Regions from separate parts of the Mus musculus genome. Here all the other regions are linked to region 4. Evidence: chromatin loops called from intact Hi-C (ENCODE). Cell type or tissue: heart. All regions are shown on one strand. Links, peaks and the distances in the headings refer to the core of each region. The heading gives the core; the rest is flanking DNA. Region 1 overlaps Shisa9 (shisa family member 9). Region 2 overlaps Snx29 (sorting nexin 29). Region 3 overlaps Snx29 (sorting nexin 29). Region 4 overlaps Snx29 (sorting nexin 29).

Region 1 (7,550 bases), core at 1,369-6,368, 620 kb before region 4:
CTTGAGTATGCCTGACTCATCTACTTGCAGTGATGGATGTAAATAGACCCCTTGGGTCAACATACACTGATAGGTGTGCCAAGTTCATGGTGTACACAATTGAGTAAGGATTGAGTAAGCACACATTGAGGGCTCCATCAATGTGTGCTTACAGGATGACGAGGACATGTGTGTGTGCACAGAGTCAATAATGAGTTCTTATTTGGAGCTTGCTATGTGGTTGGCCTTATCCAAAACATGGTACACACATCACCCATGTAATCCTTCCAGCAGTTGTGGATACGCCCAATAATGCATTGTGGCTGTGCCTGGATTTCTATGAGGAAACCACAGGCTCAAATTGGCTGTCATTTTCTGCTGCTTAACTCAAGCTTCATGAATAGCACTAGGACTCTCCTGGACCAGAAGCAGTAGCAATGAATTAGAAGATAGATCATAAAGTCCTTTCAGAATACTATCTATGTAAGCAATCGCAGACACACAGCCTGTGTTTCCTGGATGTGTAAACACATTCCCACCACCTCAACTGCTTAAACAAGGCTCACTGTGGTTTGGCATCCCCACAAATACTTTTTTTTTCCTCTTTTTTTTTGTCATTTCTTTTTCAAAAACAAGATTGCTCCCTCGGCAACTGTTTCCAAGCACATTCTCTCATTCTGGGAGAGAGAAAGATGAAGCAGAAGGAGCCTCTTGTTACTATGCAGGGGATACAAAAGAGGTCGGGGAGGAAGAAAGGAGAAAAGTAAAAAAGCTAAAGACCCAGCAAGATGCGCTTTACCAAATGGAACTGACCAAATGGCCCCTTGAACAGCAAAGTTTAGCCTTGTCTTGCTATCTATCCTGACCCCTGCCCTCTCTCTCTTATCTATCATCTATTTATCTATCTATCTATCTATCTATCTATCTATCTATCTATCTATCTATCTATCTATCATTTATCTATCATCTATATATCTATCATCTATCTACCATCTATCATCTATGACCTACCTATTATCTATTTATCATCTAGCTAGCTAGCTAGCTATCATCTGTCACCTATCATCTATCTATCTATCATCTATTTATCTATCATCTATCACCTATCTATCACCTATCTATTTATCTATCTACCCATCGGAAGGGCAGAGGACATCTCTAAGGCAGTCTACCTGAGCTAATGAGGAAATCACAATTACTTCCCTTAGAGTTAAGGCATGTTGTTAGTGTCATGTTTGTCTTGACTTTATTTTGATACTACAGTAGCAAAGCTGGACCCAAGATGAGAGGTGATAAGAGCAACTGCCATTTCCTTTTTCCCTAATCTGTTTCATTCTGATCTATGCCTTTAAAACAATAAATAGGGGTTGGAGAGAAATTTCGGTCAGTGACATGCCTCCTGCTGCATGAGTACCTGATTGTAGTCTCCTGTGCTCACATCAAGCCACCAGGCCTGGTGACCTGACCTGTGTTTGTAGACCTAGTGCTAGGTGGGGGATGGGAGGCAGACAGACATCTGTAGCTCACTGCACAGTCTAGATAACCAGTAGCTCTGACTCTACAAAAGATCCTCTCTTGAAAAGAAAAGGAAAAAGAAAGACAGAGAGAGAGAGAGAGATGCTGATATTGACTTACGGGCTCCATATGTCCATGCCTGTCTACTCACACAGCATGTGCTCTAACCCAACCACAAACAGATACACTACACACACAAATACACATTTAAAAAAAAAGAAACAACAAACAAAAATTCATTCCAAAATTCTATGAGCTGGCCAAAGTAACCTTTAGAGGAAAGCACTAAAAATACCCATAAATTCCCTAACTCTTATTTCTTTTACATATAAGATAGCCATAGCTATCTTATAACATATTTCTCAGGTTTGTCTTAAATAGTAAAATGCGGGCTGGTGAGATGGGTCAGTGGTTATAGGAATTTGCCATAAGCCTGGTGACCTGAGTTTGATCCACAGAACCAATGTAAGAGATGGAAGATAAGAACTGCTTCTACGAAGTTGTCACTTGGCCTACTGCATTTGCATGTGTGTGTGCATGCATACATGTACACAAAAGTAATAGTTTACAAAAATAGTATTAAATAGACCACTATAAAAACAGTTCAATACATTCTAGATACTTAATAAATATTAATTCTCTTCCCCAAGCCTCAGGTTTATGTCCCTGCCAACATCCTTGGAAAAACATCAGAGGTCTGAGCTAGATGGCTGTTATCTGGGAACAGAAAGGCACATTGAGTCACACCCCCACTCCTACCCCACCCTCAGATCTGTTGCCTCTAACTGCAACAGGAGCTTCAGCCACGTGCTCATGAATAATCCATCTGCTTCACAAATGTAATTATATCACAACACTGATTTCTGATGGGCAGAGACCGATACCCAGAGATGCTTCATTCCCAAACATTGCAGAAAAAAAAGTATCACACTCCCCAGAGCAGAAGTGTAGTCACAACGAAGGCTCACCAAGTACAATATTTTTCCATGCTCCAGAGAAGACTGGCAGATGTCCTGGAACATCAGGTTTGGGCCCTTCCAGAAAGCCACATTTCTCTGCTTGCTGTAGCTTCTAATGGGATGAAATTGGCACTTTGAGGCACATTTACCACATCTAAAGAATCTCTGCAAAGCTTGCTCCTGAGATTCCACCCCCTTCTAGATATTCATGCATTGACATGCTGCCTCTAAGTTCTAGAACAAAAGGCATCAGATACCTTAACTTTGCACACTGTAACTGAGACAGCCAAGACCTAAGGAGGCATACGCTGTCCACCAGTCCCTACAGAATCTATTCCAAATTACCATTTGAGGAAATGCTATGGTTTTCCAGCCCTTAATGGATTGCAACCATTAAGGTCCAACAGACAAATGTTTGTTTCTGACATGTGCTGTGTTTCCTTATGAAGATATGCGTTCATTTTCTTTTGATAACAAAATCAACAACCACCAACTTAGTGGCTTCAAATAACACCAATTGATTATTTGACACTTCTGCAGGTCATAAATCCGAATTGGGTCTCACCAGGCTAAAATCAAGGAATAAACAGAAAACTGGGCCTGGTGGTACAGGCTAGCCCTTCAAAGGTTGGGCAGAAAGATGGCATGTTTAAGTACAGCCTGGGCTATAAAGTGAGTTCAAAACCCAGCCTAGGTAACTTAGTGAGAGCCTGTGAAGAAGGCTAAGGCAGTATCTCAGGGGGAGGGAGTTTGCCTAACACATAGAAGTGAAATAATGTAATACAAGAAAATAGAATAAATACGGAGTTGTGTTCCTTTCTAGAGATGAGGGTCAACCTACTTTACCCTTTTCAGCCACTAGAGGCTGCCATATTCCTTGACTCGGGATTCCCTTCCATCTTGACAGTCAACATTTGGATATCCTCCCATCTGTTTCTACAAAGAAAAGATCTTTGTGATTCAATTGGCCTATCGTTATAACCCAGGTTAATCTCCTTATTTAAACTGGGTTAGTCTGCAGTCTTCATTTTCTCTGCAACTTTGATTCTTCCTTGCTGTGTAACACAACCTGCTTGTAGTCCCACAGTAATAGTCAGGACAAAGATGACTTTGAGATTACTGTATCTACCAAGACATGCATTCTTTTTTCTCCTGACGAAATCTTAATTAATCCTTCAAACTGGTTTTCCATCCTCCCAAAGACTTCAGAATAAACATAGTGTTCCATGATAGGGCTGAAATTTTTTCTAGGCCTTTGCACTTTTTTGACTGGAGTAACCCAGTAGTTGAAAATGGTTGACGTCCAATATTTTCAGTGACAAGGTACACTGAAAGTACACTTCTAGTTCTAGCATCTGCTGGCCTCCTGAAATCTGGTACTCTAGCATGTCCTGTCACACAGGGACTAGTATAAATCTGACCCTGTATTGGCTCCATTTATCCACAGGTGGACTCTGCCCTTGGTAGTCCATCGGACCTATTAGTCAGACACAACAGTGAATGGAACAAAAAGCAGAGAAAGCCACCAAGATTAGAGATGTACATGTATGGGCAGGCCCTCTCAGCTCACACAGAGGACAGTAGATTTATTGGCAGGGGACAGAAGGTGAGTCTGGAATAAAAAGCTCAGGCAGAATTTGTTTCCAGTGAGTGGGGTATTTCTTCTGGAAAGCTGTGGGTATTTTCAGGCTTCTATTGTTGAAGCTAGCATGATGATATGCATGAAATCATAGTCCTGTTTTGTTTTCTTCCTAATCTTTCTTCTTTTACTGTTTAGTCTAGGGAGTCACACTGATCCAGAAAACAACATCCACAGAACTGATAACTATTTCTGTGCATTTATTCATTCAAAACCCAATTGAACTCTACTATGTTCCAGAAGCCACCAGGAAACAATGATTTTAAAACAGGTCCTATATGTTTATTTGCTAAAGAAGATTGTCATGTGGAGACCTACTAAGTGCCAGCTTAGTCACACCCTTCTCTTGTCATATCGGATGGGCTTCAAGTGGTATGTGCTGGTATGCAGGATCTGTTTTTCTGAATGAGAGAAATGCTTCTGGTGAGTTTATAAGCATCTAAAATGCATTTGGTTCAACTGTTTGTAAAGGTTTAATTATGCAGCCATGTAAATTTGGAGATGTGCTTTATATAAAAACAGTAGCAACAGTTACTAATTGAGGGGATTTGAGGTGATATGTCTGGGTGGGTGAGATATATAAAGATGCCAGCAAAACAAGTAGGCTACAGAGGCAGAAGCTTTATGGTCATGTGACCACAAGAAGCAGGCAAGCTTGCTGTTGTGCCACCAAAGGGAGAGAGGATGAGATTCACTGAAAGGGGAAGGGAGTGCATCCCATTTCAGACTGGCTCTTTTATAGGGCTTCCTCTTCATGTTAACAATAATATAAAAAATAAAATATGCATGCAAGTCAAGTAAGTAATAATCAGAAATAAAGCAACCCAAGTATGCTAGCTCTCCCTTAGGGAAAAATGTGAGTCAGAGTTTGAGAGACTATTTCAGATTGAGGACGTGGTAAAATGAAAAGGGATCATTTGGGGATATAATGAAGGCAGGTTGAGACTAGAGTCCAGTGACAACTTATATTACTTACCTACCTGGGCAGTCTCATCCATGATCATGAGTGCACCTGACTTGTCAGCCTGTCTGTCACTATCAGGGACTGGGAGGAGATCCCAGGACATAGCTCTTCCCAAAATGAATCCTGTCATTATTAAAATTCGTATTCTGGGATTTAGGATTGGGGTAGGATGGAAATATGCATCTCTGACAAGTCTCCACCCATGATGAAGATGGTCCACAGACTGCAGTTGGGTAGCAAAGCTTGGTGTAGCCTGATGTCACCCAGGTTGCTGGGAGTCCTGTTCCTTAGCACTTCCTCCTTTTGGCAGCTTCCAAGGAAACCAAGTTAGCTGAATGTTGGAAGATGGGCTTAGGAGAAGGGGACCACTGTATAAGAGAGAACACTGTGGGGGTGGGGGGCAATACAGAGCATGGTGAGCTAAGACAGCAATAAGAGTATTTGCCTACCATGCATGATCTTTGGTACTGAGACCATATTTTTTTTTAAATGCACCCTAACTCTGGGGTGGAATATCATGAAAGGTGATGCCTGAGCCCAGCATTACAAGGTGAGCAGAAGCTGGTTCAATTGACAAGGGTGAAGACAACAGGAGAGCATAAGGAAAGACATAACACAGACAGATGCAGCTATCTGGGACCTGCTTAAAAGTCAAAAAGACGGGTAAAGAGTAGCACGTGGCCCTCAAACGAAAGCTATGAGAACAGGCTTTCATAGAAGTCAACTGTGGCCAGAGTGGAAGAACTGACATCAACAAACAAGCTTGGCCTCCAAAAGAGAGCAAAGATAATGACTCTCTAGCACTTTCTATGCACTACACTGAGCCCACTCATGGACATCTCTTTAAAACTTTGCAGCAATGCCCACTTTAAAAGAGATAAAGGTTCAGAGAAGTAAAGTCACTCAAGGAGCTAATGGATGAGGGAGCTGTTAAGTAATCTCAGATACACAGACTCCATGAGCTTAAATCAACCCTATAGCACTCCCTACCTGCTAATACAGGAGAACCTCTATCCCTGCTGCTGGGTGGGTTCTGAAATACCAGGAATTCGGTGGCTAACACTGTGGGTCCTGGCGGTTGGGTAGGTGGATGCTGTAGAATGTAGCATTGATGTGTTTGCAGGAGGATGTGAGCTATGGCCACATGAAGCCACTGCATCTGCTCTTACAGCTGCGAGTTTGTAGTAGATGTCAGCAATAAAGCCCCAGCACAGAACTGCATGTAATGATGTAGTATCTCTCATAGTCTCTCTCTCTCTCTCTCTCTCTCTCTCTCTCTCTCTCTCAGACACACACACACACACACACATACTCTCTCTCTCTCTCTCTCTCTCTCTCTCTCTCTCTCTCTCTCTCTCTCTCTCTCTCTCCCTAAGCGCTATCCTCAGCTGCCCTTCAGCCTCAGGCTCAGAACTGTAGCATACACAGAGATGCGAGTTCTCCTTTCCCCCAAACATTTGTCTCCTGTCCAGAAAACATGCAAGCTGGTGGGACACCACAGCTGCAATCTCAGAACTTTGGAGGCTGGGGCAAGGGCGTCATAAGTTCAAGGCCAGCGCGGGCTACATATGGAGATCTTGTCAATAAATAAATAAATAAATAAATAAATAAATAAGGTGTGAAGAGGCAAGGGCCAGGCCTAGATAATTTTTCACATACCAGTCTGCTCTTCAGTATTTACTAAGCAGGGTTCAATGTACAAGGAGCCTCAGAACTCCAGCTAAAAGCACACCTCCCCCATCCCCCACATTCCACCTCTTAAGCACAGCAGTAACTTTCCCTCTCCACCTCTTCTAGGACGCCTGCACCTGCTGCTCTGATGGAAGGGGTGGGGAGAAAAGGGTGTCGCACTTCCATAAGCCAGTCAGTCACCATCACTGGAGTAAGCGGGCACTGACGTCAGGAGTCAGAGCTGCTGGAGTTACATAATGCCAGAAGCTGCTTGAACGGGGACTAAGGACATATTTAAAACCTTGGGGAGCTAAAAATAGGCAAAAAAAATTTGTTTCCTCATAAACTTTTTAAGCTTTAGAATACACACACACACACAATGTGTGTGTGTGTGTGTGTGTGTGTGTGTGTGTGTGTGTGTGTGTGTGTGTGTTTTCCTGGACTTTGATTGTATGTGGCCTCAGGCAAATTTCACTGTTGAATTAGGATCTCAAGAAAATGAATATGATATCTGTGAGGGGCGGGGAGAGGGAATTATGTGTGTGTGAATGAGAATGTGGTGTGTAGGTGGGTGAATGAGGACATGTGCGTGTATAGGGAGTGTGTGTGTAAATATAGATACAGATAACAGACAGACAAAAATATAGAATAAAGGTGATCTGAGGTTTGCTGTAGTGATTTGGTATTGGCATGAGCATGAATTTGACTTTGAAGGATATGTGAATACCAGGTGTATCTATTTTGTGGGTGAGAAAGCTTTGTCACAGGTGTGTTATATATACTTGTGGCTAAAACACATGCGTTTCTTTGTGTTGGGGTAGGG
Region 2 (7,550 bases), core at 1,181-6,180, 52 kb after region 4:
AAATCCTCCTGCCTCTGCCTTGAGACAGCTAGAATTAAAAGCATATACCACCATGCCTGACTTAAAGGATGCATTTTTTTTCATAGAGAAAGAAGACTTGATAAGTTCAGAAACAAAACAAAACAAAATTCTTATATCAACACCTCAAATCTTCCAGATAACTCAGGAAAGACCTCAACTTTTCACATTTCTCTGCAATGTACAAACTTCCTGGGCTGATCTGGATGCTATTACAGACTCTAACTCACTCAGAACCGAGCTCATGTCTGCAGTGCTGTGAAGGAGGTAGTTTTGGACAGACCTTATTACTTAGCTCTAGCTGGCCTGCAGCTTGCTATGTGAACTGGGCTGCCTTGAATTCACCAATATCTGCCTGAATCACAGAGATTGCATCCTGCTGTGCACCTCCCTAACCATCTGTAAGCCTCCAGCGCAAGCACTTGGTTGCAGACCATCTGGCATCAGAATGGGTGGCTGGCCCATGGGGAGAGAAGCAAAGAGGAAGACAAGAGGAAAAAAGGGAGGGAGACAGGGAGATGTACCGCTTGCCCCATCCATGCAAATTCCACAAGAGTGATGTCAATGCCCACTCTTGTACTCCTTGCATAGCTTGGTAACATGTGCTGGGAAGCACCGAGGACCTGCTCTTAAGATGGGCACGCTGGAGGGAGGAAGAAACTGCTTTCCTGATCGAGAGCTAAAAACTCTCAAGGGCACAGATCCAGGCAGGGTCCAGTCAGAGCCTTCATGAGCCGCTGGGCCTCTAGGAAACAAATGGAGAGCACAGCAGGAGGCTGCAGTATGGATCCCGGCCACGGAGGGCTGAAGCACAGGTGAGGAGTGAGCCAAAAGGAGAGCGACAATACAACAGTCGGGAAGGTCCCGCTGGATCTCACCCCCACTTCATCACCCAGATCTTGCCACACGGAGCAAACCACTGCTCACCAGAGAAACCCACATGATGGTTTGCTTTCAGAGTGAGGAGGAAAACATCTACAGCTGTGTTCTAGTTTGCTTTCTATTACTGTGATAAACACTATGACCAAAAGCAACTTAGACTCCAGGTCACAGTCCATCACTGAGGTAAGTGAAAGCAGGAACTCAAGCAGAAACCACGGAGGGCCACTGGTACTGGCTTACCCCGGACTCAGGTTTGCTAGCTTCCTTGCACAGCCCAGGACCACCTGCCTAAGGCAGGCACCAGTGACTGGGCTGTGGGGCTCTTCCAAATCAATCATCAATCAAAACAGCCTCTCAAAGACAGGGCCACAGGCCAAATAGATGGAAGCAATCCCTCAGTTGAGACAGCTAAAACTAGAGGACAGTCAGTGGCCTGAAAAGGCCAGCCAAGGATCTATAAGAAGACAGCACTCTACCAATCAGATACGGGCAGCCCACTCCTCTCCGAAGCATGGGAAGCTGGGAGGGGACACCCAACTCGGTCAGTTTAGCACACATAGTCCAGTCATTACAATGTCACATGGTCTTTCTGCAAACTGTGGGAAAAAAAGCATAGACAAAACAAGAAAGCAAGCAGCCTTCGGGCGAAAGGCACTGGAGCCCAGATAACCGTCCTATTAGGAGGAGGTAAGGCATAGTAGGAAGAAGTCAGGTCATAGAGGGCCACCCTCAAGATATGATTGAGCCCTTGTTATTTCCTCATACTTCCTCCTGCTGTGAGGTAAGTGGGGTCTTCCACCACAGGCTCCACACTCTGACATTCTACCTCCCCTGAGGTGCAATACACAAATGCCAACTGACCATTAACTAAAACCTCTGAACTCAGAAGCAAAGGGCTCTTACCTGCTGCAAGCTGATTGTCTTAGGTGCTGTGTCAGTGGAGGAAGCTGGCTAATTCAGCCACCCTGACACTGGTGTCTGTGTCATCTGGGAAGGTTTCAGAGGAGCAGGGTGTTTGCAGCACACCAACAAGAGGGTGATGTGGGGTAAGCAAGCTCAGAAGGACTTCCAAGTGAGGAACTGATCAACTCATACCAAAACTCAACCTGCAAGGATAGTCCAGGTTTTAAACCTTCCTTCATGTGTGTACAGATACATACGTGTGCAGTGTGCAAGTATGTGCACATGTGTATGCATGCATGTGGAGGTTAAAGGACAATTTCAAGGGTCCTTCCTTAGGCGCTGGCCACTGTGTTTCTTTAAACGGAGCCTCTCATTGGCCTGGAACTGGCCGGCAAGCTTCAGGAGCCTGCCTGTTTCAGTGCTGGCATTGCAGGCACACATCGCCATACCTAGTTTTCTCTACATGGATTTAGGAACTGAGTCAGGCACTTATGCCCATAAAATCAGCACTTCGCTGACTGAGACAGCTCACCATCATGGATTTATTATCTAAAAGCAATAGCTTAATATTAACAATATCTCTAACGTGGGTTGACATACCATGTACCAAACACACAAACCCAGCCTTGGGTTTACTGAAAGTTTGTACATATTAAGGGGAAAAGGAAGAGGAGGAAGAAGTTGAGGGTGAGAAACAGGAGAAAGAGGAAGCAGAAACAGTAGAAAACCTGAACTACTTGTACCTGAAACTTTGAGAAAAAATGTTTGCCAGCTTCTGGCCTTTGGCTTTGCAGTATAAACAGAGAGCACATGGTGACACTATCATCTGGAGATGATAAGATGTAAGGGCTGTGCACCCTTTAGAAGAAGACTACAGAGGTCAGAACTGTGTTCTACCCCCAGCTCAGCAATGTCATAAAGAAGTGCAGAATTCACCTACCTGTCCAGCATCTAAAAGACACACAGAATAGAGTCCAAATAACACAAACAGCGGCTTCAGATGCGGCTCAGCTGGCAGGTACTTGCCTAGAATACATGAATTCTTAACTGATTCTCAGCACTGCCTAAAACAGATGCAATGCTGCATGCTTGTGACCTCAGTATTTAGGAGATGCAGACAAGAATTCCAGGTCATTCTCTACTAAAAAGGAATTCTAAGGTCAACTTGGGATACATAAGACATGGTTGGTTGGAAGGAAGGAGGGAGGGAAGAATGAGTGAGCCAACAAACAAGGAGGGAAGGAAGGAAGGAAGGTTTGAGCACCTTTGGAAGGGTAAACAAAGCCCTTCCCCAAAGCATCCATCACCAGCCCCGAGAAGCTGACACCATTGTCTCACCTCCTAATCTGTGTGTGAGAGTTTAGCTAAGCTCTGACTCCTCCTTGGCTGAGTGAAGATCCTCATCACACCTAGCAATGCAGGACAAACACAGAGATTACACCAGAGCACATTTGGAGCTATGCCTGGCTGCTGGCACACGTAAATGTGGCCACACTCCACTGTTTCTCATTACCCTCTCTTCCTAAAGTTTTCTTAAGTAGACTAGGTCAAAACTGGGAAGATGGGAGAGCCAGCTACATAGCTGGTGCATGTGCATGCGAGTGCAGGGCCGGCAGTGGCAACTGCAGTAACCAGCTCGCCTCTCAGAGGCTTTGAGAAGCACAGCATGGGGTGTGAAGACATGGATACAATAAACTGAGTCAGCCTCCTTCTACTCATCCTCCATGATACCGAGAGAAGTCCAGGCATGGCGGTACAGACTTGTCATCCAAGCTACTCAGGAAGATGAGGAATGACTTCAAGTTCAAAAACAGCCTGCGCTATACAGCAAGTCTTTGAACAACCTAGATGACTTTGTGAAACTTGTCTCATAATAAGTGAAGATGGCTGGGGATGTGGCCAGTGGTGAGTGCTTGTCTACAGCTGGGGAGTGCCATGTGGTCCTGATGTCTGCCTCCAGCACAGAAAATCAAAAATGAGAATCTAAGTCAGGCAGAGTAGGCATGTCTATAATCCGAATAACCAGGAGACCGAGACAAGAGAGTCATAAGTTCAAGGACAGCCAGATATATAGAACCTTAGAGAAAGTACCGAGCTCAAACCCCCAAAACCAGGTGGTCTCCATGAGCTGGGAACGCATGCCCTGGCTGTCCTGTGCTATAAGCATGATGAGGTTCTGTCACCCAGGTGACTGTCCCAGCCCCAGGGCCCTACTTCCTGCTCCATTCCTCCCTTCCCTGTACTATCTGTTAGCAGCAAACTGCTACTCTCTTCAAGTACCTAGGATTACTACAGTGCGCCTTGCAGAAAATGCTGAGTGAACAGAGCTAAAAGGGGAGAGAAAAAGAACCTTCTCCATCCCACGATTCATGGGTGGGCAAGCGTAGCACACAAGCCCGTCACTGGCATGCCTCTGCTCCCGTGCCAGGGAGGTGCGGCTGAGCAGCAAGGCAGACTGTGCGGGAGGCATGCTCGCTGGACACCCAAGCACATGTTTATTCATTTTTAGAAAGCCTGCGGTGCCCTCCCCCTTATCCCATGAAATCTGACCATCCTACTCAGCTTCTATTCCTGTCCCTTGCTCATTTGCGTAATTTTAACACTGCAGAATATAGCTAGCCTAAGAATATTTTTTATAATTACACCCATCACAGGAACTGTCAGTATCTAATGAAGGATAATTTCAGCTATTATAAGAAGCTTAAAAGATCATTTTCATGAATAATTCGTAATATGAATCATTAAATTCAAACAATGTCAGAAATTTCAAAAAAAGAGAGAGAAAAAAAAGAAGGAAAAAAAGAAAAGAAAAGAAAAATATTTTAGGTGCCTAAAAGTCACTCTCCCTTTAAAGGCAGAGTCTGACGAGCTCGGAAACCCAAGGTTGAGTGACAGTGGGGAGGAAGTAATGTGGAGGTTGGGTTGGAGGTTTCTTCTGGCCCTGCCTATCTCTCCAGCTCAGCTCAGCCCTGCTCCTGCTGCCCACACCCAAGATGCAAGCCCTGAGCCCCTCGGCCTCCATTCTAGTGTACCTGCCCAACCCGCTTCCTCTGCCAAAACAGGAAACACCCTGGTCTGGAAACAGAATGAATGCACACAGTGCTGGCTCTGCTGGTAAATACCCTGAGCACCCAGATCCAGCCATAGCTGGTTTCAACTGTCTGCTAAAGGCGAGGGAAGTTAGAGTAAAGCGGCAGGCCTCACAGACCTTTCTAACAGCAGGATCACAGGTCTCCTGTCTAGGCTGGGCTAAAGCCCAGGAAGCGGACTGCAGGCTGGCTGCTGGGGTGGGAATGTGCTTGAATGCTGCTGGAGGGATAGTCAAGATCTAGATCTAGATGACACTGACTTCCAGGGCTGCCATCTGTCCCTATCGGAGGCACTGAGGTCTTTGTGCTCACCCCCGCCCCCACCTGCCAGCCTATACATGCAGAGAATGATTTGTGAGCAGACAGCACACCCATGGTGATTCCAATATTCTGATACCGAAAGGATGACCCAGAAAAGTTCTATTAAGTGACAGTGTTACCTGGAAAAGACAAGGCAGGTCTGGGACCTCCAATTCCTCCAAAGGTCAGCTGATAACTATTTTAGTGTGTATTTTAGAGGACACCCCCTTCCTGTCTCTGCTGGAACTATCTAGCTATACAACTGCCTCATGAAAGCAGCCATCAGTGATACTAACAAATAGGTGTGGGCATGTCACAATAGAACTAGATCTACAGTTCAAATCCCAGCACCCAGATAGCAGCTCACAGCCTATAAACTCCAGTGCCACGTAATCTAATACCCTCTGCACAAACACATATGCAAGCATGTGCTGCACAAACATACAGCCAAGGAAATATACAGAATTTTTTTTAAAAACTGGGTTTACAAACAAGGCAGCTTGTTCCCAAGCCAACCCAGTATGCTCGAATCACATTTGGAGAGAAAAATGTAGAGCAGGTACACGTATCAGAGAGCCTAAGGTCTGTCTGTGTACATTCATATGTATCATTCATTTCTGGTTACTTAGAGAACTAGAAGAGATGGGTGACTAGGGATCATTATATTGCTGTTCAAAACCTGATAAAATATTCAATTACACAAAAAAGAGAATGGGACACAAGCTACCTCAGGACTGCTCCCACTGAAGCTAGTTCTCTTGTGATAGAGTCAAATCCCAAAAAACAGCCCTCTATAATTCATACTCATGTGGGGAAAGGGGAAAAATAATAACTGAGAATCCAAGAAGATAAATTTTATGCTGTCTTCCAAAAACCAAGCCAACAAAAGATAAAGAGTAGTTTAAAGTTGTGTGACCCCAGCCTGTGACCCTCTGTTACGTGGCAGTTATTGGGGAGGAGGGGTAGGCTGAGTCTGTGCCTGTTCCAAATGACACAACAGCAGGTGTGTGTGTGTGTGTTTCAACTCTTGTCTAGAATATACTGTATATGTACCTTAGATTCAACGGAGTGTATATGTGTATGTAACTTGGATTCAACTCTATATGTAAGTATATGTGTATGTAACTTGGATTCAACTCTCATTTAAAAAAAAATAAAGCTACTAGAAAAGCATGTTTTTAAGTAGCAACAGATGTTTTTAAGTAGCCTCCATCTTGGCTGATGACCTCATGATGATGTAAGCAGCCATGTGGCTGGCACCCATCTTTACTAATGTTAAAGAGTATGTATCGTGTGAGTTAACCACCATTTTCAGATAACCACTGGGCAAATGCCACATTCAGCAGCTCTCCAAAGAGTTTGAGGGCCATTATTTATTAAGTATATTTAAACTAAGCCGGGCGTGGTGGCTCATGCCTTTAATCCCAGAACTCGGGAGACAGAGGCAGGCAGATTTCTGAGTTCGAGGCCAGCCTGGTCTACAGAGTGAGTTCCAGGACAGCCAGGGCTATACAGAAAAACCCTGTCTCGAAAAACAAACAAACAAAAAAATAAACTAAACAAAATTTGCCATTTCCTAATTATTTGCTTTAGGCTTAATTTTAAAAAATAACTATGAAAACATAAAGTTTATTACTATAACTAATTATATTAGTACTTAGCATGGTTAATGCTATTTACTTTGCCAGTCACCAGGATTTTCTCCAAACTGTAGACAAACAAGACACTAGAAAGTTGATTGCCCTGCTCTGCCTAGACAAGGTAGGCTGGCCCTCCAAGTTCCTCCTCCACAGGAAAGTCTGTCAGATCTTCTGAGCCCTCATGCTGCCTTAGCCCTCTGTCACCACTGAAATCCAGACTACCATGGAGGAACATAGAATGGCTGCCCAGGTAGCTGATGAGTCTCTGTCATGTTTAACAGGTGAGGAGCTGATTGCTCTGCATTCCCTGCTCTCTCAGGTAAAGTTTACCTTCTCAGATCCCTGATGGTGGATACAGTAGTCAGTGATAGCTCTGTCAGTTTCACAGCAGCGGCCAAGGCCTCAGCTGCCTCATGGTAAATGATTGGATAGAAAAATGCTTTAAGATATGTAAATGCAAGATATAAAAGTCTAAAAAGGTGTCTTGAGAAAGGTATATAAATGTGATTCATAAATGTATAAAGAAGTAATTAAAGATATGTTTAAAAATGAAAATGTTTTGGGTTTCATTCCCTCTCTATGCTATTGCTTCATTAAGAGCTCAAAAGTTCGGTTTTGGCATCAGTCAGTGGAGTTCTGATGAGCCATCAGTCTAGCTCTGGTAAAGCACTGACTACTACTAGAGTCACAAGCTGGAGATTTTAAATTTCCTTTGATT
Region 3 (7,550 bases), core at 956-5,955, 110 kb after region 4:
TCCCACAATGCATGTCGCTGAGTGAGTGCTGAGTGCGCATCCAGGAGCTGGAGGCCCGGGCCCCCGCCTGCACCCATCTGTCTTCCTCTGTACTTTCGACCTGAGACAACAATGACAGCAAGGTCTCTCTTCATGCCACTGAGTCACTGAGCAAGCTAACAGGCCCTTTATGTGACACTTAGTCACTAGAAAGCACACTGTGGTGAGGAAAAGGGTGTTTGCAGATGGGGTGTCTGCACTCCAGAGTGACAAACTGAAAGTGTAGAATTGTGAAGTCTTTCCTAACACTCACTCATTTCAAGAAGTTCATGTGTCTCTCAAAGTTCTGCTATGCGCTCCTGACCCATCCTGCAGAAGGCTGAACATGGCCAGTTCTTGATTCATTCATATCATGGCAGGGAAAACTCAAAAACAGCAGTGGGAGGAGCTGCTATGGATAAATGAGTTCTGTGTGAACTCTACTTCCTGAAAGAAAATCCTGTGGTTAAAATAAGTCAGCTCAAATAGGACAGCTAAGGCCACTCCTCCAGCTTTTGGATGCCAGCTCACTTCCAAGTGAGAAGTTATCAGTCAAAAAAGAACACACTTTTAAACAGTAGCAAATATCACAACAGTGCCAGGCCAGAGGGAAACATCATGGTTAAACTTCCACTAGGCTGGAGAGACGCTCTGTGAATAATTCGAATGTTAGCAAGCACGAGGACTGGAGCTCATGGGCCAGGACCATCGGCCCCACACAAACAGCAAAGCCAGTGGCATGGGAGCTGCCCATGTGCTGAAGCACTGAGGACACAGAGACGGAGGGTCCCAAGGGCCATCTGACTTCACTGTCATACTCAGTGAGCTCTGCGTGCAGCAAGAGACCCTGCAGTCAAGGATGGTACCCAATATCAATTCTAGGCCTCACGCACATGCCTGTTCATGCATGTGTATGTCCATGCATAGGGACATGCATACCTACACAGGCACACCACACAAACTCATTCAAGAAAAGAAGTGACTTACAAAATCTCTCACACCCACTCATTTCCCCTCCTTAAGTCCTGCTCTGTGGCAATTCACTCCTCTAGGGGTTCCTTTCTGTTGTCTTTCCTGCTGTTTTCTCCCTTTTATTTGCTTGCTTCTTTGTTTGTTTATGTGTCTGGGTGTTTCGCTTGTGTGTATGTCTGTGCACCGTCTGTGTGTAGTACTGCAGAGGTTAGATGAGGCACCAGATATCCTGAAACTGGAGTTGCAGACAGTTGTGAGCATGTGGGTGCTAGGCATCAAACCTGGATCCTCTGGGAGAGCAGCCAAGTGCTCTAAGCACTGAGCCATTTACTTCTCCAGAGGCCTCAGCAGCTCCGTTTGGACCTCTCCCCTCCCACTGCTCTTCCACTCATCCTTATTACATCGCTTGTACATCCACATCCATCCCTACTCGGCATCTCTACAGATGTCCGCCATACTGACTAGACTAGTGTCCCCTCCCCCAGATCTTGGGAGAACTGACTCCTTCCAATCTTCTGGTCTCTGTGTTCCGCGCTGCACCCAGGGGAAATGCTCCTCTCACTCTGTGAGTTCCAGTTCTGCACCCTCAGTGGCTTTCTGCTTGTACAGGACATTAGTCAAATGTCTAGGCTCAGGAGATCTGGCCTTTGCCCTGGCAAGCTTCTTCCTGTCACCTCAACAAGCTGCCCTCTCACGTTGCTAGAAACCTCTCCTCCCAGCAGGAAGACCTGAGTCTAAATCTCAGCAAGAAGAAGAAAACAGTGTGACTATGTGTGCCTGTAATCCTGGCACTGTAGAACAGGGGGTCATGGAACTCATTGGCCAGCTGCCACATCACTGGCTTTGTGTTCACTGAGAGGCCCTGTCTCACACTAAGTCAGAGAGCAACAAAGGAGGACACCTGAGGACCAACTCTGAATCCCCACACACAAATAAAGACATAAATAAGGCCCTCTCCCTATACCACCTTTCCACATGATCAAGAGTCTTATCACTTAAGGGCCTCCCCAGAAAGGCTGGTGACCAACTTGTCTAAAAGAGCGTACCAACCCTGGATTCTCCATCTGCCATCAGAACCAACAAGTACATGATGAGCAGGCTCTTTTGCCCTCCAGGACCCCTGGAGAAAGACTGTCTCCTTTCACTTTGCTGCTCAGCTCAGACACTAGCACAGAGCAGGCATCAAGAGTGTTTGCACTCAGGTCACACCTACCTTGCACCAGACATACTATTTAAAGCACTCAGCCCAGAGTCAACAAAGCGGTTGCAGCCAGGTGCTATCATAGACTAGAAGCTTCTGAGCCAGCACCAGGCTTCTATACCCACACATTAATTTACCTATTATAAACTCCCCCCTACCCTTCTCTGTATACCAAATTTTAGCAATGCCCAGACGGGCCTGTTCACTGATGTATTATCTGTAGCTGTCTTCTCACTAGGACAGCTTCAGTGGTCATGACAGAGACCATATGTTCTAAATAGCCGGAAGAATTCACTCTCTAGCCTTTCACAGAAAATACATGCCAACCTCTGGCATGCCAACCTATGGTAAGTCAAGATGCCCTGGCCAAGCCCAGGGGCCAAGTCAAATAGATGAACATTTCAGGTAGTTGCTATCAAGAAAGCAAGGCAGGGTACCAGAGTAAAATGGAAGAGTAGACTGACAAGATACCTCTGAGGCAGTGACATCTGTGCTGGGCTTGAAAGGGAGCCAGCTGTGCCAGGATCTGGGGGACAGCACCCGGGAGGGGAACCATTAAACGAAAAGCCATCAAGTTGGAGCAGGCTGGCATCAGTCACAGTCCAGCAGAAAGCAGATGGCACAGAGGGGAGTCAGTGAGACCTAACGGGAGTGCTGACAGGAAGGAGAGCAAGGCATGGTAGAGCTGGCCATGCAGAAAGCCCAAGCCCCAGGCTCGGCAGGCATGCAGAGCTGAGGGTAGCAGTGGGCACTGGGCCTAGAATGACAAAGCAGCCAGGCACTTAGTAAGATGCAGACAATTTTGGGGTAGGAGCCATTGCAAGATGGTACAGCAGGTCCCAGAAGACTCCAGGAACTCACTGGCCAGGCAGCCTAGCTGACCCAGAGACCCTACCTTAAAGAAATAAGGACTAGAAGAATATGCCTGAGGTCCTCCTCTGACCTCCTCACGGGCAGGCCCACACCTGGAGATTTACAAAAAGGCATATGGCCTTACCACCTCTTTCAGTGATACTGCAGTATTTGCTAGCATCCTAAGCTCTGCTCCACAGTTACCTGGCAACAGCCAGGTATGCCTGACTCACTATAAAAGGGGCTGCTTGCCACCTCCTCTTTCGCTTGCTCTCTTGTCTTCTTGTTTTGCTCTGTCCCCTCTCCCCTTCCCTCCTCTCTCCACATGCTCATGGCTGGCCTCTACTCCTCTATTCTCATATTTCCCCCCCTCTCTCTTTCTCTCTCTCTGCCTTTCCCTGCCTCTACTACCCTACTATCATTGGTGCCAAAACCCGGAATTTAGAAACTCTGTAAGTTTACATCACCCCTGCTACAACATGGAGATCCACACTCTCTAGCCAAAATTTCAAAGAACTGGTAAGCCCCATGCCCCTACTGGTGAGAGTAAATGTCCACATGGCCCCAGGGGAGGGTTCTAGAGCTCAGCCCTGTGCTGCCTTTGAGGATGGGAGACATTCAGTCTTTCACTGAGCCTCGTTCTAGGACTCTTTCCCTTAGGTGAGACTTTTCTCTCTCCTTTTGAGACAGTTTCTTTCTTGTGGCTGAGAATCCCAGGCCACACAATGATGTGTTTATAAAAAGATAAAGAGAGAAGGAATATGTTCTATGGAGATGTGGTGAGGTATGGAGGAAGGGGGTGCCTCCGTGGGCCCATGCCAAGGCATCCCCCCTCCCCCAGTAAAGTATAGAATAGAGTTTATTCAAGGCATGGGAACGGGAGTTAAGAGGGTAATAGAGGCATAGAAAGGTAGAAAGAAAGAAAAGAGGAGTAGGGGCCAGCCATGAGCATGTGGAGAGAGAAGAAGAAGGGAATGAGGAGAGAAAGGGGAAGGGAAGCAGGGCAAGGGCAAGGGCAAGGGAGGAACAAGAGACCAAGAGGGCAAGCAACCCCTTTTATAGTGGGTCAGGCCTACCTGGCAACAGCCAGGTAACTGTGGGGCAGAGCTAACAGTATTATCTTTTCCACAGGGAAGTTTAATCTAAGACATTTGATGCCAAAGCCTTGAGAAGGACGTGGCAAGCCTCAGGGGGCTGCTCAGCACAGGGGCATTAATGGGCAGCAGCAGTTTGTGCCTCTGCTAGGAGAAGTGGTCAGATACACAGTGCACTGAGCCCCCATCTCTGAGGATGACAGGGGCAGAACTCAGCCAACTCCCTGAAGGACTCAACAGGCTGTGTACGCCTGGATGGTGGGAGGGGCATTAAGCTAAAGGATTAGCTTGGCTGGGAGTCTCACAAACCTGTGTAGATGCCAGCCATTGCTGGGAGCCAAGGAAGCCCTTTGTTAGTCAGGTGTCCTCTACCTGCAGTTCATTCTAGAGCTGCCCTGCGGAACATAAGCTATGAATCTCATTCTCCACTCTAACCACTCTCCACCAGCAGCAACTTGAGTGCACAGGCAAAGGAGCTATCCATCCCAAGGCCATAACAAGCCAACAATAAGAATACTATCACAATTGCAAGAGTGTCAGGAATCAGCAAAGCCAGGCCCATCTTCCCCCTATGTCCCCAATACAAATGAGGGAAACAGAAACAAAGACCCCCAAGCTCACACAGCAGGCGGTGAGGGAGTACACACTGCCTTCCCTCCATGTTCTTCCACCTTGCTGCCCACAGCCAACACACAGCTGGGCACAGTGTACATTTAAGAGGAGTCTGCAGTACCACCAAGGGACATAAAAATACTCCAGCAGAACATCTGGGAGGTCACATCTCTGGCACGAGGACAAGCAGTCCACTGAGGTGGCTCTCACTTGTACATCAGAGAACTCACATTTAACACGGACTGAGAGCAGTACCACAGGTACCACCATTCTCAGCCCAGAGAGTGAAGCACCAGGGCCAATCCTGGAGGCTTCTCAGAGGTGGTGTGATATTACAGCTGGCTCTTGAAAGACAGTCACGACCTACTCTCAGAACAAGGAGAAAGGACACATACAGCTAACCAGAGACGACTGACGGCGTTTTGGAGAACAGCCCTGGGTGCTGCTGCTTCTTCACCAGATACAGGCCAGAGAGCAGTGAAGCCTTGAGACAAGGGATACAGTCAGTGACAGGAGTCAGACCCTGGATCTTCACTTCCTAGCTCACACAATGAGCAAGTCTGGTAAGCTGCTTACTTTTCTCATCACTGTGACTAAAGAACAGACAAAGGCAATTTAAGGGAGGCAGGGTTTATGTGAGAGAACACAGACTGTCCTGACAGAAAAGGCCTGGCCAGCCCTGGCCAGCAGTGGCTCCTCAGCAGCAAAAGAAGTTAAGGGAGACCTGGGGGTGTGACTCGGGTACAGGGCTTGCCTAGCATGCATAAGGTCCCAGGTTCCATCCCAACACCAGAGCACCTGAGTATAACCCGCTCATGTCCTCATCCTAAACCTACCTGTGATTTCACACTGCTGTGTGAGGTCAGTTATAAATGCACTACTTACTTCCTGCCCTAAAACACCAGGAAGCCTCTTTGCTTCCTGCCTAATGGCTTTCTCCACAAAGCAGAAGAGATCAGACACCAAATAGGGCAGTCTAAAGGCCATTAGCACCCAAGTGACAATAGTCAATAGAAGACAAACAAAGTGATGGATTCCTGTCCTGCTGACTATCCCAAAGCACCCCATCCACCCACCAAGTCCACTCTCCCTCTCCCACCCCCCACCTGTCCACTCTAGCTCCCAAGTAAGGAGAACAGACTGAAATAGGGTTTACCTGCACAGCCCACCTAGAGGGCCACCCCACAACACTTAAAGGCCTCTGGGTTTTACCCACATTATCAGCTCTGGGGCCTGAGAAAGCCACAAGCAAACTTCTAACTCCCAGAGGGGCCTCCGCACGGGCTCTGCTCCTTTGTGGACTAGGTAGAGAGTGACTTCTGGAAGAAACTGATCACCTGGGCAGGTAGTCAATGATCACAAAGGCCTGAGTCAGCCTGCCTCAAAGACTGGCAGCTTTCTCTAACTAGCATGGGAGACAGCCAGGCTGTCCCTACACACAGGGATCCCAGCCAGGACCTGTGCTACATCTTGCTTCCCTGAGCTTCTTGATAACGCTGGAGGCCTGAAGAAACAGGGAGGGAAAGTGAGGCAATGGGACCATAGGGTTGCATGGGAATGAAGCAGGTCACCTCACAGAGGGGCCCCCTCACCACAGCACAGTCACCAGGATAGGTGATCCAGGACTGGTAATACTCCAGCAGGGGAGACTGGAGCAGTGGTTCTTAACCTTCCTAATGTTGCAAGCCCGGCTTGTACAGTAAGTACTTTTACCCACTAAACCATTTGACAACTTTCTTTTTTTTTTTTCTTTTTATTCTTCTTCTTTTCTATTCTTTTTTTTTTCCTTTGTCCTTTTTCCTTCTTATTTGTGGGGTCAGGGAGGGACAGAGTCTCCCACTGAGTCCAGAGTACATCAGTGCATCCAGACTTGCTGGCCAGTCCCAGGGATCCCCCTGTCTCTGCATCTCAGCTCTATTACAGATGGGTACTATATCCAGATTTCTATGTGGATACTTCATGTGTATGCAGCACGTACTCTGCTGCCGACCTGTCCCCGCATCCCCACCCCACCCAAGTCCTCGGCTTTTCTAATGAGCATCTCACTGCCCAGGAATGGGGCTGACCACCCACGCGAACAGATGTCCGGGTCTGTGGCTGAGGCAGGTCTCCTTCACCTGCTAATAACCATGTCCTGGGTTCACCTCATCCCTGTGCTTTCAGGGACACATTTTCTGGCTCTTAGCCGGAGCTGCCCCCTAGTGGCAGGCTAAGCTGTATTTCCATGCACAGACAGCCACAAAATTACACTATTACAATCCTTGAACCAAACACATTCCCTCCAGAGATTCAGTTCTCGCTTCTGATTAGCATAGTGCAACAAGCCGCAATCAGCCAGGGCAGGGATGGAAGTGGAGAGTGGGCTCAACAGGAGCTGGACTAGGAGAGACTGAGGGCAGGGCATGCAGCACAGAGAACGTATGAGGTAGGGTGGGCACAAGCCTCACTCAAGCGACACTCATGAGCTCCCCATGTGCTTGCCTGGGACATGCTCGGCTCTGGGTTCACACCCCGAGGATAAAGAAATAGCGACCAGGAACTAGCTAGGAGCTTTTTTGGTTGCTTTGTTTTTAAACCAGATAAACAGGACATGAAGTTAGCTATAACCACAGTAAGTGCTGCTGTCATGATTAGAATCTGCAGGTCTCCACGGCCTCTCTTTGTTTTGATTACATTTTCCCCAGCCTGTGGTGCAAGGTAGAAATGCTGGGAACTTGAAAGCTGGAGGATCTAGCTGGCAGCAGAGGCCCAAAGGGGGGCAGGTCCAGGTGCTGTCCACACTTCCTGGACCCTGACTTACC
Region 4 (7,550 bases), core at 840-5,839:
CTGCTCTTAAATCCACTCTAGCACACACCCAAAGTGGATTAAACAAAAACGCTCAATTTGTTCTTCCTACAAAATTACTAGATCAAAGCAAGTCATTAGCTGAACTACATAATTTATTTGATTAATTTGCTCTATAATAAACTGAGAAAAGCCACTCCCAGTCCAAGCCTGAATCTCCCGTAGTTTAGAAAGGTCTTCTGGTGGAAGACAGGCACACTTCAGGAAGCTTGACCTCCAAGCAGAGTTCAAACATCTTATGGTGACAGCTTTACAAAACCAAATGCATGGATAAGCTGGGGTGTGGTGGGACCTCAGAACTGGGTCAAAGGTTACCACACTGCTCCATGGCTATACCCCTGAAATCCAGTCAACCACTCTAAACCTTAGTTTCCACCCCTCCCAAGCCCACTGTGCTCATGGGTATAAAGCTCAAATGTCATACCCACTGTGACAGCTGACATAGTACATACTTAGCAGGGCATCTCAGTGGCATGTGAGTGGTGCATGCCTTTAATCCCTGATCTTGGGAAACAGAGGCAAGTGAATCTCTGTTAGTTCAAGGCCAGCATGCTTTACATAGTGAGCTCTAGGGCAGCCATGGCTACATAGTGAGCCCCTGTCTCAAAAAATTAAAAGAGGGGTGGTGGCAAGTAGGAGATCTCAATCACTTTTAATTCATGCTTAGATCATTCATTCATTCATTCATTCATTTAGAGGTGAGTGGGTTTCTGGTGAACACATGTGTACTACTGTTGCACATGTCACTCTCTCTCTCTCTCTCTCTCTCTCTCTCTCACACACACACACACACACACACACACACACACACACACACATCTGGGATGGTCCGTCAACTCTCTGCTCTTTATAAACTAATACCAATGCTGCGACACTTTGTGCCAATCTCATGGTAAGAGAGACAAGCAGATGTCAGAAGGTTTTAGATCCTTCAATAAAACAAACAAGCACTGCGCTATCAGAAGCCAAGCCTAAGTCTGAGGATCACACATCAAGGGCCACTTCTGAAGTGACAGGTACCCTGAGGCCACACTTTCCTAGACATTTCCCAAGCCAAACCCTGCCAACTCTGCAAGCAGAAACCTCCACACGGCTCTTAGGACCCAGAGAGAGCAGCCATCCTGCTCTGACATCACCAGCTTTGTCTGACAGATGAAATCTTCCTAAGAAGATTTCCTTAGAAGCAAACAGTTGGCTGGGTCTAGAAAAAAAAATTCTATCAAGTGGCAGAGAACAGCCAGGAAGTAGTGGGGGACATAGTCCCCACTGGCCTGTGTTGGGGAGGACTAAAGCAGAGAGAAGAGAATGCAAAGGGAGAACTTCCCACCATACCATCTTCAGGAAGAAGAAAAGAAAATAGAAAAGTATTAACCAAGTCTGGGAAGATGGCTCAGTCAGGAAAGTCTATGCACTCCCTGCAAGCATGCAGTGCCGAGTGTGATCCCTGAGCCCTCTGGGAAACTCCAGGCAATGCTTGTAAGCCCTGGGTTGGAGAGGATAGAATGGGGGAGGGGTGTCCCAGAGCCAGCCAGTCTAACCTATTGGTGACCTCCAAGCCAGTGAGAGACCAGGTCTCAATGGAGGTAGATGGCACAGGAAGTTGTCGTCTGGCTTCACACGCATTCACATGCACACGCACATGTGTTCAGAAAAGAAACATTATCATATCTACAGCCTTACAAACAGATGAGAGGAAAGCTGCACAGAGGAACAGTCTGGAGGAGTGACTGTGTGCGAGGTAGTGACACACACCTCTGACAACGGTGTGATAAAACACAGCTCTGTATGCTGACTAAAAGGTAATGTTAGAGACAGACATCGCTGCTAGTGAGGAACTGAAGTGTCATCCCTGTCTCACTGCTAAGTATCTCTGCCAGGTTGCCAAACTTGCACATGTTCTTCCTGCAGCCCAATTGCCCTAGCCCACCCAAGCTGACAGGCAAAGGACCTGCACACCTTCCCCTCCATGGCAAGGTCTCAAATACTGCCCTCGCCCCCGTCTCTGCACTCACTGACCCTTGGATGAAGAGTACTCAGCTGGTAGAGCAGAGTCCCAAAAACAAGGGAGAAGGTCTGTTCACCGCTAAGCGCTCATCTGTTCACTACTTGTTCGCTGTGAGCTAACGTAAGCTGGAGTCTCCATGGCATCCTTCCTTCCCCTCGAAGTACATCCCATTCCCTATTCTCCGTTCCCCACATCTGACCAGGGCTCTCCGCTGTCTCAGTGCAGAAGCAAGACCCTGTGATCAGATGAAGAGCAAGAGCGGAGGCTCAGCTGGGTTGCCAGCATAAATTCAAAGCTTTGGCCAGGAATAAAAGAAGCAAAGCCTTGTCTTCTCTGAATGTGAACTTGGAAGAAAAGATTTGCTCAGGGGAATCACAGCCATCTATGAACAGAAGGGGAATTACCCATGCCTAAAATCAGACTGTCCTGGACTGAAGATAAGCAGGACAGCAACAAGTACCCCAATAGTTCCCTGGCTAAACAGATAAAAATCCCACTCCTCCTTTTTACAAAGATTACAGTGGGCCCAGCAGCAAAACAGCAAGGCTGCCTTCTAAGTAGCAGCCTGGGGACCCAGACTCGGGCCCTCTTGTGGCTGGGCCACACAGAATCCATGGCTCACAGGTACCCTGCAAGGAAAACAAGAACCAGGAAATGTTCGTTCTCCAGTTGATCTCTCCCCCAGCCTGGACCGCACAGCAGTTCTATTTATACCCCAGTAGCCTGAGCAAGTCACATGGTCCCAAGGAGAAAACTGAAATAGGACTTAGTAAATAAATGTATTGTGTCTGCCTCAGCCAGTTTGATCTAGCTTCCCTGTGGTCTTCATCGAAAATGCTGTTTAAATGGGTTACCAGTCAGATGCCAGGGGTCCTGCTGGATGCTAGGGCTAGAACAGCTAGAATGGTGATGATTGGGGCACGTCTACTGCCATCTGCTGGGCTTGCAGCAGAGCAGACTTGGGGAAAGGGCAAAATGAGAACACAGTCAAGGCAAGTACAGAGAAAGCTGCCCTATCAGGATCAGGATGTAGGATACAAAGGATGCTGAGGACACCTGGGGACCGAACCCAGTTTGTAGAAGAGCAGAGAAGTGGCCCAAGCGAGCCTCAACCTTATAATGCCCCTGCCCCTGCCCCTGCCCCTGCCCCTGCCCCAGCCTGCTAGGTGCTAGAATTACAGGCACCTTCCACCACACCCTCTTCAGATGAGATCTTAAAGGTGAAGAAAATAAGTTACTCTCTCTCTTCATCTCCTCTCTCTGTGTGCATGCCCTTTTTCTCTTTCTTTCTCTCTCTCTCTCTGACCCACTCCCTCCCCCACTTTCCTCATGGCAACTTCCCAACCTCAGTCCTTGGGTCCAGTGAACTCTCCTGGCTGAGAGAAGCTTCCCAATAAACCCGCCTTGTGTGTGTGTGTGTGTGTGTGTGTGTGTGTGTGTGTGTGTGTGTGTGTAAAGTTAACAAGGAAAGATGAGTCAAGGATAGAAGACAGAAAAAAGGAATCAAGTTAGTTGTCAAGTTAGACAGCTTGCCCCAACCCCCATGCAAAGATGTGCTTCTGAAAGATGAAACAAGTTCTAGGTAAGGTGAGAAATGAGGCTGAAGGCAGCAGCAAGAGTTTACTAACACACACATCAGTGGTCTTCAGATGCCTTGAGGTACAGGTGAGTCACTGTAGCCAGAAGAGACTTCGGTACAAGGCTGGCAAACCTTGGTCTCCTCAGTCACATCAGCTGTCTGCTCTCTGAAGTTTGTCGCTCTACCCTCAAGCAGCAGGCTTTTCAAGTAAAACAAAGGCCAGCTTATCTGGTGCTCACAACAGCCCTGATCCCTCCCAAGGTGTGCCCAGCACCAACAGAACAGCCCTGAACCTCTTCCATCAAGACCAGGCGACTCTGGCTTCAGGAAGCTTCTTCCTGCATAAAGGGAGAAACCTAACAGAGACTCAAAATACTGGAGGGCTGAGGAGCTGAAATCAGCCACTATAATTACCAATATTTTTATCTGTTGTCCAAAAGAAGAGCCTTGGATCATCTTCCAAGTGTGTCTCTGTGGAAGTTCGCCTACTCCTTCCTAAGTACTCCAGACTCCCGGTCAGAGGCAGGCCCAGATTCCAGGCCGCCACAAAGACAAAACCAACACTTAGGCATCTGAGCAGCCTCCTCCATCTCTGGTTGGATTTTTTAGACAGAGTCTCAACTATACAACCCAGGTTGGCCTCAAACTCAGGATCCTCCTGCCTCCGCCTCCCAGGTGCTAGGATCACAAGTGTATTACATTATACCCAAATGAGACAAAGAGAATCCCTTATCTGCTATGAGGAAGGAGAAAGCACATGGCTCAGATGAGGAGCTACAAGCAGAAGAGTGCTGGCAACCCAGGAGCAGCACAGCATCTCCAGGGACTAAGATGAGCTGAGGAATCAGTGCTCACTGCTGCTGGCTGCTGAACAGAGGCTGCACTCCTGCATACCTCAGGATCCATGAAGAAAAGGAGGGCAGAGTGCTTGGAACTTCTGCTCTACCAAGACACAGGCCACGATGAGAAGGACACAGAGCTTCTTCTTGCCCTAACCAGGCTCTGCTAAAGTCCCAGAGTAGAGCTCAAGGAGGGCAACTGGTCACACTCCACTGAGAGCCTGAGGCTTAGTGAGGCCCAACAGGAAGTGGTAGATCAGAACTCCTCTGACTTTGTGGCATCAAGTGTCCTCCAAGCCACCAAACTCCAGAATTCAATGTCAAGAAGAAGAAGGATCAAAATCTGAATGCTGCCCACATCTTACATTTCCTGGAAGCCAAAATGGACTGGCCAACTCTAGGGAGATTCGGTGAAACCACAGGAATTACTTAAAAGAGAGAAAGAAGTAAGAGTCTTAGATGTATCCAATGTCTTTGAACTTCAAAACCTCTAGTGAGAAAAAAAATCTGAAGTTTCAGATCTTCAAGAGAGAGGGGAAGGTTTACAAAGAAAATTGTGAGCACGGTTACTGGAAGTCCAAAGGAGGAGGGAGGAGCCATGCAAAACAGCTGTAGTGAGGTGCTAACCTCTGCTGAGCTGCCTTAAAGCCTTGCTCCAGACAGTGCATGACTCTTCCCTGAAGCCTCCCCAGGATCACCACCTCCTTAATCTTTGGCCTGGTCTTGGGATAATGAATGCCTGCTCTCTCTACATCTAAGAAATTTGATGGCTTTGCCACTAAAGCCACTATGCAGTGAAGAAAACAGAACTCCATCTAGAGGAGTAAAGGCCACTGAAGGAGCATCAGGACTTCTTCTTTACCACTGCCAGCTCTATCAAAGGCTCATGGGCATGGAAGGCCAGAAGACAGGACAGAAGAGGAGGCACAGGCTGGCTGCTAAGACAGTGCTCATAAAGCTGTGTAAGAGCCTGCTGCTCTGGGCCCTAAGCTTAGCTTCCCTCAACCCTGAGCATCAAAAGAGAGCCTACCTCCTCTACAGAGCTGAAGTCTTTTGTCTTTCTTTTTGCTTTTTATTTGTCATGCTGGGGATTGAACCTGGGGCTTCAACCACACCAGGCAAGTGCTCTCTCCTGAGCCATGCGCTCCTATTAGACATCTAATCCCTGCCATCAGAGGCCACATTTGGGACTTCTCTATCAGCCTAATCTGGGGCTCCACATTTAACACCCTACACATATTTCACAGGGTACCTAAATTCACTTAGTAGACTGTTGTTGGTATGTGTTTATGGAGCACCAACTGCATGCTGAAGCTGAGGTACTTAACAGACTCATGGCCAGAAAAGCTCTGTCCACATTAACCCCAAGGAGCTCCAGGTCACTGGAGCATAAAATAACACAAAATATCTGTTAGACAGATTGTCACCTTCTTCTAGAGCTAGGCATTGCAATGTCATCCCTCCCCCTCCTCATCCTCCTCTAGGCCCATCTCAAACACTAATGCTGCACAGAATCCATTAGCTGCCACTGCTTGTCATACAATGTACTAAGTCCCCCCGCATCTCACTCTAGAATGCCATCAGTGAGTGTCCCTTCTGTTCTGTCACATGACCCCTTTTCCTTCAGTGAGCTCCGGTTCCCAGAGCACAAGCAGAGGTTATAGGTTTGTAACATGGTTTCCTGCTTCTTCCTTGCTGAGAAATCTAGCAAACCAATTGACTTTGCAAAGCTGTGATCAGTAACCACAGAGCACTGGACCTTCTTTAGGTAACTCTTTGGTGGGCATAAGCCATGGGCATGACATCTCAGCTTACTGCCTGGAGCTATAGGCTAAAGAACACACCAGAGAGTCAGATGCTACATCCCCCATGTGTTCTCCTGCTGGATCACCCTACAACTGCCACAGCCCTCCCTTTATAAATCTGTCACCTATGACAAAATACCTGGGAAGGGCAACTTAAGGAAGGAAGGATTTGTTTTTAGCTCACGGCTCACAGCCCATCATGACAGGGAAGCCATGCAGGAACCTGAGACAGCATGTGTGTGTGTCAGGAAAGAAAGATGAGGCTGGTGTATAGCTTACTTTCTCCTTTTCATTCAATCCAGGTCATAGAAGGGTACTGCCCATGTTTAACACAGGCCTTCCCTCCTGTCTTAGTTTCTATTCCTGGACAAAACATCATGACCAAGAAGCAAGTTGGGGAGGAAAGGGTTTATTCGGCTTACACTTCCACATTGCTGTTTATCACTGAAGGAAATCACGACTGGAACTCAAGCAGGTCAGGAAGCAGGAGCTGATGCAGAAACCATAGCAGGATGTTCTTTGGCTTGCTTCCCTTGGCTTGCTCAGCCTGCTCTCTTATAGAGCCAAGACTACCAGCACAGAGATGGCACCACCCACAATGGGCCCTCTCCCCCTTGATCACTAATTGAGAAAATGCCTCGAAGCTGGATCTCATGGAGGCATTTCCCCAACTGAAGCTCCTTTCTCTGTGATAACTCCAGCCTGTGTCAAGTTGACACAAAACTAGCCAGTACACCTCCTCAGTTAAACTAATCTATATAATTCTTCATGGACATGCCTACTAAGTGATCTTAAATCCTGTTAACAAACAATGTTAATCATCAGATTTAGTTTCCAAAGTTCAAACCACAGGTTTCAGAAACAATCTGGAATGCATTTGGAGTTGAGTTGGCTTTGCAGTACTGAGGACCACAGAACCTCATCCAGCTCTGGGACAGTCTTACTACTTCAATCTTCAGCACTGACTGCTTCCTCACTAGTAACAGATGGCTCCAGTACTCACTGGAGCCCAGAGCTGCCCAGGGGCTGGAGTCCAGGTCACCGTGAACAAATGTGTGGTATACATATGCAATGGGGACAAACTCCATGCTTCTAAAGACGGGCAGCAGGAGAGCAGGAGCTCCCTTTACACTGGATGAACCACAGTGTTTGGGATCCTCCAAGTAGTCATAGTATTAGAATAAAAACTATCTCCTCTTGATCCTGCTAAAAAGGAACGATGCTTGGCTGGCAAAGCTCCCTGGCTCCCACTGTACTGGCTCTCTAGTCCACCCCATGAGTGTCCACCACTTTCTGGGTAAACA

Evidence for each region. Hi-C counts contacts between places; a loop is a spot of excess contacts. Peaks named below come from ENCODE experiments on the same cell type or tissue, not always from the same donor. Only the 100,000 strongest peaks of a DNase experiment are listed, where the experiment ranks them.
Region 1: a loop joins it to region 4, with 2.2 times the contacts of the local background. A loop is called at or near these places in 2 of 42 quality-filtered maps.
Region 2: it touches region 4 in a loop (2.1-fold over the local background); 2 of 42 quality-filtered maps call a loop at or near these places.
Region 3: a loop joins it to region 4, with 2.0 times the contacts of the local background. A loop is called at or near these places in 5 of 42 quality-filtered maps.

Annotation. Positions count from the first base shown.
Region 1 is chr16:12,197,176-12,204,725 of GRCm38, reverse strand. The region is part of intron 2 of Shisa9 (shisa family member 9); the gene reads right to left. Among named protein-coding and RNA genes, the nearest start is that of Shisa9, 220 kb to the right of the region's middle. In heart, for the core only: a CTCF peak has its summit at 3,303 (motif pointing right); no DNase peak of the experiment used is centred there.
Region 2 is chr16:11,523,895-11,531,444 of GRCm38, reverse strand. The region is part of intron 14 of Snx29 (sorting nexin 29); the gene reads right to left. Among named protein-coding and RNA genes, the nearest start is that of Gm32100, 56 kb to the left of the region's middle. In heart, for the core only: no CTCF peak of the experiment used is centred there; no DNase peak of the experiment used is centred there; H3K27ac peaks cover 593 bases.
Region 3 is chr16:11,468,339-11,475,888 of GRCm38, reverse strand. The region is part of intron 13 of Snx29 (sorting nexin 29); the gene reads right to left. Among named protein-coding and RNA genes, the nearest start is that of Gm32100, 110 kb to the left of the region's middle. In heart, for the core only: no CTCF peak of the experiment used is centred there; no DNase peak of the experiment used is centred there; H3K27ac peaks cover 882 bases.
Region 4 is chr16:11,575,166-11,582,715 of GRCm38, reverse strand. The region is part of intron 15 of Snx29 (sorting nexin 29); the gene reads right to left. Among named protein-coding and RNA genes, the nearest start is that of Gm32100, 4.8 kb to the left of the region's middle. In heart, for the core only: a CTCF peak has its summit at 2,947 (motif pointing left); a DNase peak (open chromatin) is centred at 2,895; H3K27ac peaks cover 2,555 bases.